2 separate regions of the Homo sapiens genome follow, and region 2 is linked to region 1. The links are chromatin loops, found by intact Hi-C in ENCODE. Cell type or tissue: gastrocnemius medialis. All regions are shown on one strand.

Region 1 (2,500 bases):
AGCCCCGAAGCCAGGGCCATGCCAGCAGGCCCCACCATGGAAATCAAAACACCGCACCAGCCAGCAGAATGGACATTCTGACATCGCCAGCCGACGCCCTGAATCTTGGTGCAGCACCAACCGCGTGCCTGTGTGGCGGGACTGGAGGGCACAGTTGAGGAAGGAGGGTGGTTAAGAAATACAGTGGGGCCCTCTCGCTGTCCCTTGCCCAGGGCACTTGCATTCCAGCCTCGCTGCATTTGCTCTCTCGATTCCCCTTTCCTCCTCACTGCCTCCCAAGCCCACCCTACTCCAAAATAATGTGTCACTTGATTTGGAACTATTCAAGCAGTAAAAGTAAATGAATCCCACCTTTACTAAAACACTTTCTCTGAACCCCCCTTGCCCCTCACTGATCTTGCTTTTCCCTGGTCTCATGCAGTTGTGGTCAATATTGTGGTAATCGCTAATTGTACTGATTGTTTAAGTGTGCATTAGTTGTGTCTCCCCAGCTAGATTGTAAGCTCCTGGAGGACAGGGACCACCTCTACAAAAAATAAAAAAAGTACCTCCCCTGTCTCGCACAGTGTCCCAGGACCCTGCGGTGCAGTAGAGGCGCACCAAAACTTTGTCTCTTGTGATTTCTTTAGCGGCATCAACATACACTTCTAAGACTCAGCTGATGTGCCCACTGTGGAACAGGCACACTGCTTGGGGGAGGGAGGAAAAGGAGGGCCATCAAAATTGCAATAAGCTGGGCCCCTCACACACCCAACCCCATCTCAATGCTGTCCTGTGATAAAGGACCATCTCCCCCTCTCCCCAAAGAGAAAGGCTGACATCTTCACTTGTGGTCCTGGAATAAGGGACCACTTCCCCCTCCCCAAAGGGATAGGTGCTTTACTTGTGGTCTTAGGATAAGGGGCCAAAGCAAGTATCACTTTGGGAAAGATGAGAGGAGGGGAAAAAGGTGGGAGTAGCCCTCCAAAGAGGTACTAGGGACCAAGGGGGTGATTTCAGAACACAAAGCCTTACTTCAGGTCTCCATCCAGGAGCCCCAAAGAAATGAGTAGTGGGCAGGGTGGACAGTGGCTTAGACAATGAGTATGGGATAAGAGGTGCAGCGTGGCGCCTTCTTCACCCAGCTTAATGCTGCAGGCCCCACATCCACCAGGACCACTACAAAGACAATCTGCCTGGCCTTGCTACTCTGCAGGGTCTCCTGGCCCCACCTCACCCCAGAAACCTCTCTCCCCAATACTGGGTTTCTGCTTTTCCCAGCACCAGCCTCCGTATTCTTAGGAATGCTTACCAGGTCCGTGGCCCTGGGCTCTCCCCTGCCATCACGTCAGGGTGGGCAGTGCTCGGCCTCGGACTTGTCTTCCTCTCCCACTCCCCAGTGAGTCAGGGCTCTTTCTACACGGGGTCAGCTGACTGTCTCACCAAATGGCCCTGCCGCCTGTTCAGCCTTGTCTCTGGCTTTATGTGTCCCTGTCACTACACACCTGTTGCTGGGTCAACACCAAGGGAGGGAGTTGGAGGGCCATAAATCTCTCTTCCTGCCACTTCTTCGAATCCCTTAGTCACAGCTGTCACAAATACTTCTGAAGCACAAAGTACCTTGCCCCCTTAAGCCTGATCATGTTTCCCTCCCCTAAGCAAGCCCTTAAGTTTCTTAGCCCAATCACCAGCACCTCTAAAGGCATCTAAAACTTCATTCGGTATCAGAGAATTATAGGGGTGGGGAGGTGCAGATCCCGGTTCTGGTCTTGACTTTGCCATCAATCAGCCTAGGGAACCTGGACATGTCACCTTGTACCCTTCATCTCCAGTTTCCCTCTCGAAGAGGGCCTTTGAGATGCCAGTGAACCCTAACACGCTAGAAACTGCCATAGCAGTGGCAATCAGGACTCATCAGGACTTGAAGAGGATGTGCAATCTGAGACTTCATCTTTCTTAGGCTGGGTGGCTATAGCTGCTACCATAGCCTGAAGGTGAGGCAGGTCTCCTCTCGCCCCAGTGTGACTCATCAGCAGGCAATGCCCACACCTCCTCCCTTCTGAACCCCATATCTTGGCAGGCCTCAAAACTGGGAGTTTCTGTGGTTTTCCACACTAAACCCACAGAATCATGAACATACCAACATGTGTTCTCCATGAAGGCTGACCCTCCCTTCGGAGCTTTTGAGGGGTATGCCCATAGCCCCACTGCCCTTCTTGATGCTCTAACCTCAGCCCAAGTGACAAGGTAGCAGATTTCAGGGAGGTAGGCCAAAGCAGCATGGTAAGAGCTGGCTGCTCTGGACACAGCACCTCTTGTGCCCCCACTTAGAGGACAAGAGGCTCCTGGTAGCCCCAGAGCTTTCCATATCATCTTGGCAAAGCCCTTTTCCTCCATCCGTCCATCAGCAGGGCTGTGAGTGTGGCAAGGTGAGATGACAGATTTCCAGGCAAGGGCTGCCCTGGTGGCCTGCACCTGCACGTGTGGGCTTCAATGTGCAATGTCCACTCCCCATTTGCAT
Region 2 (2,500 bases), 460 kb after region 1:
CGATCCTCCTGCCTCAGCCTCCTGAGTAGCTGGGATTACAGGCATCCATCACCATGCCCGGCTAATTTTTGTATTTTTAGTAGAGACGGGGTTTCACCATGTTGGCCAGGCTGGTCTTGAACTCCTGACCTCAGGTGATCAACCCTCCTCAGCCTCCCAAAGTGTAGGATTACATGTGTGAGCACCGGGCCCGGCCTACTGAATTTTTTCCTGGCCTGTTCTGTGCCCAAACAATTTACTTTTCTTTGCTAGGATAATCTTGTGTTTATAACCTCCATAGTGGTTGTTGGAGAAGTGATTAGAATATTCTAATTCATCGTTTCCACTTCACCGCAGAAAGATGAGGCCTGCGTGGGAGACAATTTTTGTTTAAAAATAAAAATATCTTTGATAATTAGAGTGGCAAGGGAAATTATGAAAAAACGCACCAAAAGCGGGGAGCAGATTTCTATTTACACGTGACACAGTTGACAGTTTTCCCTGGTGCCAAAGACTGTTAGAATGCAAATGGTTTCATTTGATTTTTTCCCCTTTCAAGAGCTGGAACAATTTCTCAAGCTACAGCGTGGTGCTCTCCCAGCTTCAAGGAATATTTTTATCTGGGCAACACCCAGCAAAGCGGTGCCACGACCCAGTTCAGTCATAGCTGCGCTCTGACTTACACAGCATGAAAATGCTGCAATGTTCATTTTCTGAGCTCTTTTTAACATGCTAAATATGAATGTCGTATTTGTTGGCAGGAAAGGAAAAGAAAATAAGCCACTCTTTTTGCCCTGCAAGATATCCACATAAAATATTAACAGAAAAGCAAAGGAAAAACTTGTGCAAAGTTCACCTTCTTTTATTAAGCAAGAGCCAAACTCTTGGAAGGACTGTTTTGGGTCTCATTTCTTTGCTTTTAAAGGGGCAGATGCCCCAGAATGGCAGGAATGCACGTTCCTTCTCCCACCTCTGTGGCTTAGAGCAAGTGATTTTGCCTCATGAACCTGTTTCCTCTTTCTCCAAAGATGATCACACCTGGCCCACTCTCCTCACAGGTCCTTCTGAGGCTCTGAGGAGAGGAGGTGCAGGACAACACTTTGAAGTATATGATGAAAACAGTATTCCTTCTTTTCTTCCAGAAAGAGAGAGAGAGGGACACAGAGTCTGAGGCATAATTAACACCACCAATCTTAGCAGCACTACCATGCCATGGATAATTTTCAGATACCCTGAAAAGGGCAAAACATTTGTCTTTTGTTTCACTCATAATTTTCTCCATACTGACTTGGTGGGGGTATCCCAGTTCTCAGCCAATGATGTTCTAATTTCGCCCATTATTTTCAGGAAGAAACAAATGCAATATACTTTGTCCTCTGCATGCCTGAGGTGGGGAGCAAATGCCATGCCATGCAACCAGATGGCTGGCAAGTGTAGCTGTGCTCTCACTCCGAGAGGCAGGCGGCCTGCTGAACTCTAAACACGACAAATTCCAAACCGCACCCTTGTTGGCTTTAAGCCCCTGGGAGCTGAGCCTGAGGCCCAGGAGGTCTGATCTGAGTCCTTAGCGCCAGGCTTTGTTCCAAACTCTGGTGTCACTTTGTCCTGGGGCCAGTTCCTGCCCAGCCTTAGCTGAAACCAGAGAGTGAACAGCTGAAAGCCAAAGTTGTTGAAAACTCCTTTTGCATAAGCCAAAGCCAGAAGACAAAGACAGGACCTCTGCTTTGAAGTGACTGGGGTAACTGCCTGGAAAATGTTCCCAATACATTTTGCGATGCGCAGGGATGGCTGTTGAACATACCAAATGGCCAGTTCCATCTTTTTTCAAACCCAAAGAGAAACACTTTTTAAAAAATATATGTACACCATTTAACTCCTGAACAAAAATTTCTTTCTCCTCCCCCCAGGCCCAAATCAGTGGCTCCAGAGAGCACAGTTATCAAGAGATTATCTGGTCCCCAGAGTATCGGGAGGCACTCAGCTGTGCCACATGCCTCCGAGTGTCCTGAGGCGAGTGATTATCTCTCAATAACCTGTAAGGCCGTGTAGCTTAAATGATAACTTGACTTTAAAAAATTTAGAACTCGCTGTTAGGCAGTTTCTAAGCAACTGTTTCCATGGCAAAGAAGCCTGGTGTTTATACTGATTTTTCACTTAAAATGCAGTTTTATTGAATTTCACTCCATGCAGGCAGCCATTTGCCTGCACTTCAGCCCTATCTACAACTGACGGCTATCAGTAAGTACCTAATAAACTCCAGATGCCAAACCAGAAGTGGCTCCTTCCTTCGTGATCAGTATGGGGGTGCCCCTAGTGAGCAAGCTGGGGGCGAGGAGGTGGGAATGGGGAGGGAGGAAACGTGCTCCTGGAATCTGGTCAGCTGGGTTTAAGTTTTATCTCTTCATGGTTTATCAAACGTTTACTAAAGCCTGGTCCAGCCCAGGCCCTAACTGAGGTGCTTGAGGCACAAAGAGAGAGGGACAAAAAAGCCTCTGCCCTCAGGGCTCCCTGTCTGCTGGGG

The links. Hi-C counts contacts between places; a loop is a spot of excess contacts. Peaks named below come from ENCODE experiments on the same cell type or tissue, not always from the same donor. Only the 100,000 strongest peaks of a DNase experiment are listed, where the experiment ranks them.
Region 2: it touches region 1 in a loop (3-fold over the local background); 2 of 110 quality-filtered maps call a loop at or near these places.

What each region holds. Positions count from the first base shown.
Region 1 is chr20:37,523,086-37,525,585 of GRCh38, forward strand. All of the region lies in intron 1 of BLCAP (BLCAP apoptosis inducing factor), which reads right to left. NNAT (neuronatin) reads left to right here. Exons shown (of 3, transcript NM_005386.4): 3 at 1-605. Among named protein-coding and RNA genes, the nearest start is that of NNAT, 3.1 kb to the left of the region's middle. In gastrocnemius medialis, no CTCF peak of the experiment used is centred here; DNase peaks (open chromatin) are centred at 126, 1,446, 1,906 and 2,346; H3K4me3 peaks cover 2,407 bases; H3K27ac peaks cover 2,500 bases.
Region 2 is chr20:37,985,630-37,988,129 of GRCh38, forward strand. All of the region lies in intron 7 of TTI1 (TELO2 interacting protein 1), which reads right to left. Among named protein-coding and RNA genes, the nearest start is that of TTI1, 47 kb to the right of the region's middle. In gastrocnemius medialis, no CTCF peak of the experiment used is centred here; DNase peaks (open chromatin) are centred at 1,522 and 1,938; H3K27ac peaks cover 2,500 bases.